Regions from separate parts of the Homo sapiens genome. Here region 1 is linked to region 2. The links are chromatin contacts, found by Hi-C or POLR2A ChIA-PET in ENCODE. All regions are on one chromosome and are shown on one strand. Each heading gives the region's core, a stretch centred on a gene start or an enhancer-like site at or near the end of the contact. The rest is flanking DNA. Distances are from core to core; before and after follow the strand shown. Region 1 has its middle 14 kb from the start of TMEM275. Region 2 holds the start of LRRC41 (leucine rich repeat containing 41).

Region 1 (6,135 bases), core at 8-2,507, 220 kb after region 2:
GCAGTGAGCTGAGATTGCAGCACTGCACTCCAGCCTGGGCAACAGAGTGAGACTCTGTCTCAAAAAATAATTAATAATAATAATAATAAATAAAAGAAGTCACTTAATCCTTACACAACTCTATGAGGTAGGTACTATTACTATCCTCATTTACAGATGGGAAAACTGAGGTACAGAGTGGTTAAATAACTTGCTGAGGGGCCACATAGCTAGTCATGGGCCAACCAAGGGATGAACCTGGCTGGCCTCAGAATCCATGCTCTTAGCCTTGATGGTTGTCACAGGGAGATGGTGAATGAAGCCACGTTGCTAAATGAGATTACAGAGAGAGAAGCAGAGGATGGGACCTCAGGGAAACGCTGACCACAAAGAGAAGAAGAAGCTACTGGTGGAGCCAGGATGAGCTAAGCCTGGCTTGCTGTTTACTGAGGGCAAATAACTATCCCTCTCTGGTCTGCAGTTTCCTATTCTGTTGAATAGGAATCTTTAACCAGGTCCAGCCTGCTTCCTGGGTGACTCAGAGGAGGTAAAAAGGAGAAGGCACTGGGGAGGCTGAGAAGCTGAGCAGTTCTAGGCCCAGCATGCCGTTGGTGCTCAGATAGCCCATGGTGGGGGAAATGGGAAAGGTAGGGGGCTCCCCGAAGCTTCTCTCCAAATTCCCCATGTTCTCTCTTTCTTTTTTTTGAGATGGAGTTTTGCTCTTGTTGCCCAGGCTGGAGTGCAATGGTGCGGTCTTGGCTCACTGCAACCTCCACCTCCCGGGTTCAAGGGATTCTCCTGCCTCAGCCTCCCCAGTTGCTGGGACTACAGGCGCTGACCACCACTCCTGGCTAATTTTTTGTATTTTTAGTAGAGACGGGTTTCACCATGTTGGCCAGGCTGGTCTCAGACTCTTGACCTCAGGTGATCCACCTGCCTTTGCTTCCCAAAGTGCTGGGATTACAGGCGTGAGCCACCGCCTGGCTGAGCCATGGCGCCCGGTAGTTCCCCCTTCTCTTAGGCCTTGGCCAATGTTCTTGCAGCTCAGGGGTCTGGTTCCTTAGGGGCCCTCAGGGAAGGGGCCCCTGCTGAGAGGGTCTGGGGAATGGACCCCTTTAGGGCTGGGCACTTCCCTCATCTCTTTCCCACAGAGCTGCTCTGGGCTGGAGCCCTCCACCCCCATCACTCATTCTCCTTTAGCTTCTGGGAAAGCCGATTAGGAGGTGGCCTTCTACCCGCCCCCCTGACAAGTGTGTCTGAACTTCCAACAAAGGCCCTCAGAGGGTTGCAGAGGGAGGGCTCAGCACTGGGAACCTGACACCACTGGCCAGGGATCACCCCAGCAGCCTAGGAGGCAGCTCTGTGGGGCTGCCCACCCCACGGCAGGCAGGAATGTCGCTCTGAGAGGGGACCTGGTCCCACAAAGGCCTGGGGGCTGGGCTGAGGCAGGCTGGAGAGGTCTTCACCTGGGAGGCCTCACAATAAGGAAGACAGCAAGGGCCAGCACCCAGGAAGGCACGTGGGAATAGGCATACACGCCCCCACACACTGACAGCCTCTCACACACATTCCCCATACATTCACAGCACACACGCACACACGCATCCTCTCACACCCCTGGGACATGTTGACTTCTGCACTGGACCACACAATCCCAGGGTGTCTGTCTCCCTGTCTCTCATGCCTGTGTACACAGCCCCACTGCAAACCGGCAGACACACAGCCACGCTCTGTCGCCTGATGCTCCACACACCCGCTCCACCCCCAGACATGCATTCTTCCCGGCTTGCTCACACTCCAGACAGCCCCTGAATGCTCAGTGGCACCAGCTCCCCTGTACAGACAGCCTCTCGAGCCAAACTGCTGGCCTGGTGCCCACAGAGACTTGGTGGCGGCTGCCCTGTGATTGTGGAAGATGCCACCCAAATGCCCACATAAGAGTCAGACACTGGTCCCAGCTGCCATGTGAACACCCATGTGCACCAACCCACACATCCACCCCAAGGGGCTGCCTTGAGCCCACCTCTTCACAGCATGCTCCCTCCTGCAGCAGCCTCATGGGCGTGTGACCCATGCAGTCACACAGGGCCCTGGGCTCAGAGGGCCCGCAATGTTCTGATGTCACCATCTTGAAATCTTTACATTTTAAGCAAGGGGCCCTGCATTTTCATTTTGCCCTGGACCCCATAAAATATATAGCTGGTCTCACTCCCACCCCATTTCTATTTATTTATGTATTTATTTGAGACAGAGTTTTGCATTTGTTGCCCAGGCTGGAATGAAATGGTGTGATCTTAGCTCACTGCAACCTCTGCCTCCTAGGTTCAAGCAATTCTCCTGCCTCAGCCTCCCAAGCAGCTGGGATTACAGGCGCCTGCCACCACACCTGGCTAATTTTTTTGTATTTTTAGTAGAGACAGGGGGTTTCACTATGTTGGCCAGGCTGGTCTCGAACTCCTGACCTCAGGTGATCCGCCTGCCTCAGCCTCCCCAAGTGCAGGGATTACAGGTGTAAGCCACAGTGCCCAGCCCACCCCATCTCTTTCAGCTAAGTCACTGGCCCTTCTGTGGCTTCAGAAACCCAAGGCCTCCAGAAAGCCCTCTGCTTCTCCCACCTGCCCAAGGGCCACCACTTCCTCTTCCAGCCACGGTTTCCTTCTCCACCCCATTCCTCATCAGGCAACTGAGTGTGAGGGGTGGAGGGAACTACCAAGAGCATCCTATACACACCTCCTCCTAGTGTCACCTTGGGGCTCAGTATTCTCCTTGGTAAAGTGGGGCGAATGATAATGCCTACTTCAGGGTTCTTTGTTAGGAATAAAAGATAACATCTGTAAAACACTTAGCACAATTTTGGCATTTAGTAAATGCTCAATACTTGCTTGTTTTTTTTTTTTAAATTTGTTTTTACTTTTATTATTTGAGATGAGGTCTCACTGTTATGCCCAAGCTGGTCTCTAGCTCCTGAGCTCAAGTGATCCACCCACCTTGGCCTCCCAAAGTGCTGGGATTACAGGCATGAGCCACGACGCCCGGCCAATACTTGCTTGTTATTATTGCACTTATTACATTATGATAAGTGCCACTAAACAAAAGTAGACTCAGTTCCTGGCCCTATATATAGTCTAATGGATAAAATGGAGATTACTCAAATAATCACACATATATCCACGTAAAGGAGCAGGGGTGAATGAGAAGTGCACACGTCTCTGACCTCGAAGGGCTTACGGCTAACAGGAGGGGCAATCTGAGGCTAGATTCAGGATCAATCTAGGGCAAGACACAGCTCGATTAGAGGTCAGAGTTGGAGCTCAGAATGGGCCATGGCAGGACTCAGTTTGGGGCAGGGCCGGCTCAGTCTGTGACTGGTGCCAAGTCAGTCACAGTTTCATTTCTAGCACTGACTCACTGTGGACTATTTAATAAGCTGCTAGGCTTCTGGGAACCTCTGTTTCATCATCTGTAAAATGGGGAGGTCTCTGTCTACCCCCAGGCTTGTGGGAGTTGAGTGCGGTAATAATGGAAGTGAAGGATTAAGCTTCTGTTGCCACCACTAATGACTCCAAGCCCGGCCCCCTGGGGCTCTCCTCCCCCAGCTCCTTCCAGGCCGGGGAGGCTGCGTGGCCCTCACCCATGTCTCCCGCTGCGGGAAACTGCCACCTCAGCCTGGGATCCTTTCCAAGAAGAGTCTGGAGATTTCACAAAGACCTCTGAACAACAAAAGTTGCAGAAGCGATATTTCCTCCTGGGGTTGACCGCCCCGTGGCTCCTTTATCTTGGCAGCCAGGCTTGAAGAGCTGTTCTTGGAAAGAGCCTGTGTGGGCGTGTGTGGGTGCACGTGGGTGTGAGTGTGTGTACAAGCTGCTCTTTGTTGTTGGTCTCATCTAAGCGGGACGATAGACCCGCAGGCCTGGGTCCTTCCCAGGTCACCCTGCCCATCTCCTGGCCTCTGCACAGCATGTGCTGGGCAGCCAGGAGGGAGGGAACACATTCTTTTTTACCTTAGGATTCTCCTGAAGAGAACTCCAGAACACAGGAGCCCCAGTGCTTCAGGAAGAATCCAGGGTACCTGAGGCAGAAGCTTCACGACAGGGGGCTGAGGCGGAAACTTGACGACACGGGAGATTAAGGGGAGGTAAAGGCAGGTGCTCATCGGCCCGCCCCTCGCTGTCTCCTTAGCATGCACAGCCCCTGTGGAGGCAGGGCCCGCGAGACGTCTGAAAGGTTCACCTCCTTCAGGTTTACCTTCAGTCTGCCCTCGGTAAGCTGCCTAGAAAGGACCGCGCAGCCTGCAAGCCCCAGCCTGCCTCTTGGACTGTGGGCTATTGGAAAAGCCCTTCTCTGGGCCTCAGTCCCTATTCATTTTTTTAAAGACAGGGTCTCACTCTGTCACCCAGGCTGAAATGCAGTGGTATGATCACAGCTCACTGCAGCCTCACCTTCCTGGGCTCAAGCCATCCTTCCACTTCAGCCTCCCAAGCAGCTGGGACTACAGGTACACATCACCATGCCCAGCTAATTTTTGTATTTTTTGACAGAGGTGGGGTTTCACCATGTTGCCCAGGCTGGCCTTGAACTCTTGAGCTCAAGTGATCCGCCAGCCTTGGTCTCCCAAAGTGCTGGGATTACAGGTGTGAGCCACCATGCCCAGCCCTCTGTCCCTATTTTTTTTTTAAGTGGGGCTTTGGACAACTTCTGAGCCTGATTTAAGCGCCCCACCCTGCTGGGTTGGGTGGAAGCCATAGATACATAGAAGAATAACTGAAAAAGCAGTCATTCTTCTGTCTGCCTTGTTACCTCCCTCTCCCACACTCCAGCCACCAGGGGCCTGCAGAGCCCAGGAGGATGGACAAGGTGTGGGGGAGAGGTCGCCTACTAAAGAGCCAGGCCTGTTGAAGTCTGGCCATTTCTGCTTCAGTTTCTCAGAATAGACATTCTCACCGGTCTCTAGTTCGGCTTCCATCCGGGGAGGAATCACTGATACCCAGCTCCTATCCACAAGCCTGAAGGGGTGGGCAGCTCACTACCTTCCAGGGCAGCCTACGCCAGGGCTGTTGGAAAGTTCTTCTTCATGTTGTCTGAAATCTGCCACCCAGTAGCCTCCTTATCAGGCCTGGCTTGGCCTGGGAGCCACACAGAACATGTCTATTCATGCTGTTGTGGAGTGTGTCACCCAGCTGGCGTGGCACCTCACACACTCACCGTGCCCTCTCCCCGGATACCTCTGCTCTGCCGGTCCCTCCTCCTGGGGACAGGCTTCACTCTTCAGAGCCCAGCCACATGCCACCTGCTCCAGGAAGACTTGCCAGATTATCACAGGGGAGGGAGATGCCCCTCCTCCTCTTGATGCCTCTGACCACTATATACAGTTCTCAACCACTGCCAGATGGGGCTCCCTGGGCAGAAGCTGGCATGGCATACAGCCTGGTATGGAGTTTGTGTTCAACCAGTACTGAACTTGTTAAATTAACTGGGAAGAGCATGTGAGGGACAAGCTCTGCTGAGGACCTCAGGGAACCAGGCTTCTGTCTGGGCCCTGCCATGGCTTTGCAGTACACTTGGGCAAGCCCTGGCTTTTTCTGGGCCTCTGTCTCCTGTGTAGAGGTTGGTCAGGGTGGTCCATACAGGTGCCTTTCTCAGGCAGCCTTGGTTTCCAAGAGTCTTGCTGGGTTTTGTCTTCCATGTGATATCATCCTGTGTCCTCAATTGTTCCATTCAGAGCTTCTTCCCATGCTGGGTCCTCCTGGCTGGGGGTGCAGATGGGGCTTAGAGGTCATCAGAGGGCAAAGGCACAGCAGCCTGGGGCAGTGGAGTGAGCGGATCTCCTGGGACAGCACCCAAGGACAGGTGGACCCTCTGTCCTTGCAGGCCTTCTCACTTTTCCTGCCTGCCTCCCTCATGCCATCTTTAAGAGATGAGGCTAGGTCCAAGGCAGCGGCCATGCCACAGCCTCCTGTCTCTTCCAGAGGACATGGCTCTGTCCTGGCACAGTCTCCTAGTTCTCGGCATCAACATCCAGAGTTTAGGGACCATGTCCCAGTCTCTGTGAGGTGGATGGGAAGTCAACATTAGTTGACTGAGCACCACCTGCGTGGAAGATGCAGCCCCCCCCCCCCCATCACTGGGAATACAGTGCTGAGCAGGACAGCACCTGAT
Region 2 (5,366 bases), core at 605-3,104:
CCACCCGCAAGGCCTCCTGGTGGAACCTCCCCCGCGCCGCTTCCAGGCCCGGGGCCTGCTCTCCTGCCCCCCTCCCCAGCAGGCCTCGGCCGGGCCTGCCACCTCTTCGCCCAACTCCAACCCCGGCCTCCCGACCCCACCCTCACAGAGCCAGCAGCCTCTCAGGCCCGAGGCCTCCCCTGTCCCCAGCGCGGCTAGGCCTGCTTGGCAGAGCCTCACTTTCCCCTCTTTCACTTGCCCCACGTCGGACCCAAGTTTCCCTCGTCAGCGGCCAGGCCGCGGCCAGCGGTCCCCAACCCACAGCCCCGCCTCCCAGCCCAACTGGCCGGTTCGCCCTCCCCGGCCGTTCATCCCGGCGCCCCAGGCCGCCCTCCATCCAGGCCCGGCCCTTTGGTCCCGGCCGCCTTCAGGCCTGGGGCCCCCGTTCACTCCCATTCAGCCCAAGGCCTCTTGGCGGCGCCGCGCCCCCTGCCACGGCAGCCCGGCAGTCCGGGATCCCCGGGCCGTCGCCCCGCTTGGGGCCTCCTTGGCCCTTCCCGCCTGTCCGTCATTCGAGCCTCCCTCGCTTGTTTAAGCCGCTCCGGGCCCCCCTCCACTCGCTCTCCGGTCCCTCCTCGCCGCTCGAGCCGATCCGAGTGGCCTCCGGCGCTCCCTGTCCTGCGGGTCGCACGGTCGCTCGGTCGCTTAGTCAGTTTGGCACCCGAGACCCCGGTTGTCGGTTCGCTCCCGTCAGCCCTGGGCCGTCAGACAGGCCGCGGCGCCCCGACCCTTTCGTTCGGCCTCTCCCCCTGCCCCATTCCCTCGCTCTCCAATCTGCTGTCCTCCCCTCCGCCCATCGGCTTGGCCTCCGGAATCTCGACCCCCGTGGCGTGTCAGGCAGATGCTGGAGCCCCGGGGCCATCAGTCAGGTTCGGTGGCCCCGGGCCTGGCCTGGCCTTGCCTTAGGCCGGGCCTCCTAACCTCGGCCCCTGCCCTAGGGCAGCCGGGCCATCGCTGCCCACCGGTTCGACATCCGAGACTCTCCTGCCCGGCCCAGCCGAGTGTCAGTTCGCGCGGCCCACAGCCGCAATCCAGCCTCAGTCGCCCGGGCCCAGCCTGCTTCGCTCCAGACCGGGCCTCCTGGCCTCGCCCCCCGCGCCCCCGAGCCAGGCCGCGGTGCGGGTCAGCCTGCCCATTTAGGTCTCCGTCTTTACTCTGTCCAGCCCTGTCAGTCACAAAATTCATTCTCCGATCCTACGAGCTGGCTTTCAGCGCCCCAGGCTGGGCCTTGCCCCGGGCCTCCCGGCCTCGCCCCCCGCGCCCCCCGGCCGCTGGGCCGCCCCTTGCTCTTAGCCAGAGGTAGCCCCTCACCCCGCGACTTACCCCACACCCCGCTCTCCAGAACCCCCATATGGGCGCTCACCGCCCGCCCGCACAGCTCGAACAGGGCGGGGGGAGCGTTGGGGCCCGAGGCCGAGCTCTTCGCTGGCGCCGCCTCCCGGGACGTGGCCTCCATGGTCGTTGCCGCCGCTACCTCACAGAACCAGCAACTCCGGGCGCGCCAGGCCTCGGGCGCCGCCATCTTGGGGAGGTGCGCGAGCCCGAGAGTGTCGCCCGCGGACCGCCATCTTGAAAAGGTCAGCAGTTAGGACGGCTCCATAAGCGATATGGGGAAGAATGTGAATTATTCTAAAGAAATTTCGAAGAAATTAGCACACTTTCCAAGTCTCTTAGGAGCTACTATTTTAGATAAACTCCTAGATCAATTATACTTGGGTGTGGTATGACTAAGGGGATGTTTCTTAGCAAAGCCTCCTCGGGTGCAAACATCAGCTACCCCTAACCTCTGCCTGCGGCTGGTAGTACATGCCAATCTGAGCATGTGTTCGCGACCACGATGAGTGTGCCGCACTTCCGGCCAGATCGCCGGATTTCCGCTGAGTGACCCTTACAAGTCCTTCTTGATCCTGAACTGGGTTAGGTGCCGCTGTTGCTGCTCGTGTTGAATCTAGAACCGTAGCCAGACATGGGACTGGAGGACGAGCAAAAGATGCTTACCGAATCCGGAGATCCTGAGGAGGTAAGGCAAGGCGATCCACTCGGCCCTCTTCTCTGCCCTGAAGCCCAGGACCTAGCCCGCCAAAACACGCACGGGGCCCTCTTAGCCCCCAGTTTACCCTCTAGGGTTTGCATAGTCGGGAGCTCTAGTTCCCTCGACCTTTCCCCAGAATTCGTCCGGTGACTTTGGACAGATAGATGACTAGTTTTTCTCTGGGCCTCGGCTTCTGCATTCTGTGAATGTAGTGAAGGTTTGAGAGCGAAAATGTTTTGTGGACTAAAGTCTTGTAAAAATATGACCTATGTTTGCAGTCAGTCAGATGTTCTGAAGCCCGCGTTTCACAGATTTGGGGAGCAAACAGACCGCCTTGCCCCAGCTCAGGTTAGGAATCCCTACCACATCTTCTATGGAGGTTCGGAAGACCTGGCCTTGTGTTCCTTTTCTTTGAGGAAGGTGTGTGTCTTTGGGGACAATGAAAGAATGTACGATGTGATTCTGTGATGGAAGAGGGAGCTCTTTCCCAGAGAAAGAGTGCTGCTATAATTATTGACTGCTTGCTATTCCAAGTGCTTTATATGCACTAATTAATTTTTTTTTTTTTTTTGAGATGGAATCTCGCTCTGTCGCCCAGGCTGGAGTGCAGTGGCGTGGTCTCGGCTCGCTGCAACCTCCGCCTCCTGGGTTCAAGCGATTCTCCTGCCTCAGCCTCCCAGGTAGCTGGGACTACAGGTGTCCGCCACCACGCCTGGCTAATTTTTGTGTTTTTAGTAGCGACGGGGGTTTCACTCTGTTGGCCAGGCTGATCTCGAACTCCTGACCTAGTGATCCGCCCACCCCGGCCTCCCAAAGTCCTGGGATTACAGGCGTGAGCCACCGCGCCCGGCCCTAATTCATTTCATCTACACACTATTCCTATGAAGTAAGTGTTGGGTACTATTAGTGCCATTTTTACAGATGAGGAAACAAGCATAGAGGTTAAATATCTTTTCTAAGGTCATGCAGCTACCAAATTGGTGCAGCCAGGAATTGCGGCCAAGCAGCGCGGTTCTAGAACCAGGACTCTTATCAATTTTGCGACACAGCTACTAGTTGTTTCTAATCTCATTTCCTGTCCGTCTGTTCTCTGGTCACTTGGGGGCAGCCATTCTGGGCTGTGGGTTCAGAATAATTGGAGACTTATTTATCCCTTAATTTTTCTAGTCTTATTATTTCTAAAAAGAAATAGAACCTGAGGCCGGGCGCAGTGGCTCACGCCTGTAATCCCAACACTTTAGGAGGACGGCCGAGGCAGACAGGTAGCATGAGTCCAGGAGTTGGACCAGCCTGGGCAACGTGGCGAAACCCCGTCTCTACAAAAAATATAAAAATTAGCCGGGCATGGTGGTGAACGCCTGTGGTCTCAACTGCTCGGGAGTTTGAGCCCAGGAAGTCCAGGCTGCAGTGAGCCGTGATCGTGTCACTGCACTCCAGCCGAGGCAACCCGAGTGAGACCCTGTCTCAAAAAAAAAAAAAAAAAAAAAAACTAAAGAAAGAAATGGAGCCTGCCTCAGAAAGGTCAGCAAGATCCACCGCTGCAATAGATGAGAAAAAGCAAGTAATTAAGCAGTCAGTTTTAAACTAGGGTATTCTGGCCGGGCGCGGTGGCTCATGCCTGTAATCCCAGCACTTTGGGAGGCCGAGGCGGGTGGATCGGGAGGCCGAGGCGGGTGGATCGGGAGGCCGAGGCGGGTGGATCAGGAGGTCAGGAGATCCAAACCATCCTGGCTAACATGGTGAAACCCCTTCTCTACTGAAAATACAAAAAATTAGCCGGGCGTGGCGGCGGGCGCCTGTAGTCCCAGCTACTCGAGAGGCTGAGGCAGAATGGCGTCAACCCGAGAGGCGAAGCTTGCAGTGAGCCAAGGTCGCGCCACTGCACTCCAGCCTGGGCGACAGAGCGAGACTCCGTCTCAAAATAAATAAATAAATAAATAAAATAAAATAAACTATGGTATTCTATGAGGAACCCATAATTTTTTTTTTTTGAGACGGAATCTTGCTCTGTCTCCCAGGCTGGAGTGCAGTGGCGTGATCCGGCTCACTGCAACCTCCGCTCCCGGGTTCAAGCGATTCTCTTTTGCCTCAGCCTCCTGAGTAGCTGAAATTACAGGCGCACGCCACCTAATTTTTGTATTTTTAGTAGAGACAGGGTTTCACCGTGTTAGCCAGGATGGTCTGGATCTGACCTCCTGATCCGCCCTCCTCGGCCTCCCAAAGTGCTGGGATTACAGGCCTGAGCCACCGCGCCCGGCTGAGGAACGCAAAATTATTGAGGATTAAATCTTTTTATCTGGTGTGATCTTGGTTTTTCTCAGTGACTGGAAATTTTACATGTAGCAATCCATATTCAAACATATTTGGATTTATTTTTTCAAAACCTGCCATGTTATTTTTGACACAAAATTATCAGTGACACAGAATTACCAGTGTTGTAGCATTGCTAATAGGGAAATGATATAAGGGTCTTGTATCTACGGTCCTAATTTCTGTTTTCTAACTCGGGCAGAATGTAATTTTAGTTTTTTTGGGAAAACTTTTTCAGTTTTTTTTTTTTTTTTTTTGTGACGGAGTCTCGCTCTTGCCTGGCTGGAGTACAGTGGCGCGATCTCACTGCAACCTCTGCCTCCTGGGTTCAGGCAATGCTCCTGCCTCAGTCTCCCGAGTAGCTGGGACTACAGGCGTGTGCCATCACGCCCAGCTAATTTTTGTAATTTTAGTAGAGATGGGGTTTCACCATGTTGGCCAGGATGGTCTCAATCTCTTGACCTCGTGATCCTCCTGCCTTGGCCTCCCAAAGTGCTGGGATTACAGACATGAGCCACTGCACCCGGCTTTCAGTATGTTTTTTAAAAGAGCAGCATTAAGAAACCTTGTTAATGAAAAACTAGAATTTACATCCTAAATAGCATCTTCATATTTAGAAGAAACCTTTGCCAATTGTGAGAATAAATAGCCTGGATTCCAAATTGAACCTTTCCTACCCCTCACTCCCAGCTTGTATGAGCTTTGGTGGCTTCACTGAATGGCATGGTAGAGGATGAAACATGTATTAGGACTTTTTTTGGAGACGGGGTCTCACTCTTGTCACCCAGACTGGGGTGCAGTGGTACAGTCATAGCTCACTGCAGCCTCAAACCCCTGGGCTCAAGGGATCCTCCCACCTCGGCCTTCTGAGTAGCCATGACCACAGACGTGCGCCACCATGCCCGGCTAATTTATTTATTTTTGAGACGGAGTCTCTCTGTCGCCCAGGCTGGAGTGCAGGGGTAGGATCTTGGCTCCTGCAACC

The links. A loop is a pair of places that touch in the nucleus more often than their neighbours do. ChIA-PET counts read pairs that join two places held with the same protein, here RNA polymerase II (POLR2A). Pooled maps may share reads with other maps.
Region 1: a pooled map shows a loop between it and region 2 (10-fold over the local background). The contact joins the enhancer-like site here to the promoter of LRRC41 in region 2. A Hi-C loop is called at or near these places in 5 of 50 pooled maps. POLR2A ChIA-PET finds 5 or more read pairs at or near these places in 2 of 52 experiments (HEK293 and WTC11).

Annotation. Positions count from the first base shown.
Region 1 is chr1:46,518,939-46,525,073 of GRCh38, forward strand. No RefSeq gene overlaps it. Among named protein-coding and RNA genes, the nearest start is that of TMEM275, 14 kb to the right of the region's middle. RefSeq lists a cis regulatory region at 3,238-4,310 and enhancers at 3,282-4,233, 4,234-5,184, 5,185-6,135. Within about 2 kb of position 1,258, at least 2 of the 41 ENCODE cell types and tissues checked have a DNase peak (open chromatin) inside an H3K27ac peak, as active enhancers do.
Region 2 is chr1:46,301,762-46,307,127 of GRCh38, forward strand. LRRC41 (leucine rich repeat containing 41) reads right to left here and starts at 1,855. Exons shown (of 10, transcript NM_006369.5): 1 at 1,363-1,855. The coding sequence starts at 1,561. UQCRH (ubiquinol-cytochrome c reductase hinge protein) reads left to right here and starts at 1,937. Exons shown (of 4, transcript NM_006004.4): 1 at 1,937-2,059. The coding sequence starts at 2,006. RefSeq lists enhancers at 1-360, 1,391-1,790, 1,526-2,109, 2,110-2,691 and silencers at 61-610, 641-710, 1,061-1,210, 1,241-1,290, 1,341-1,400.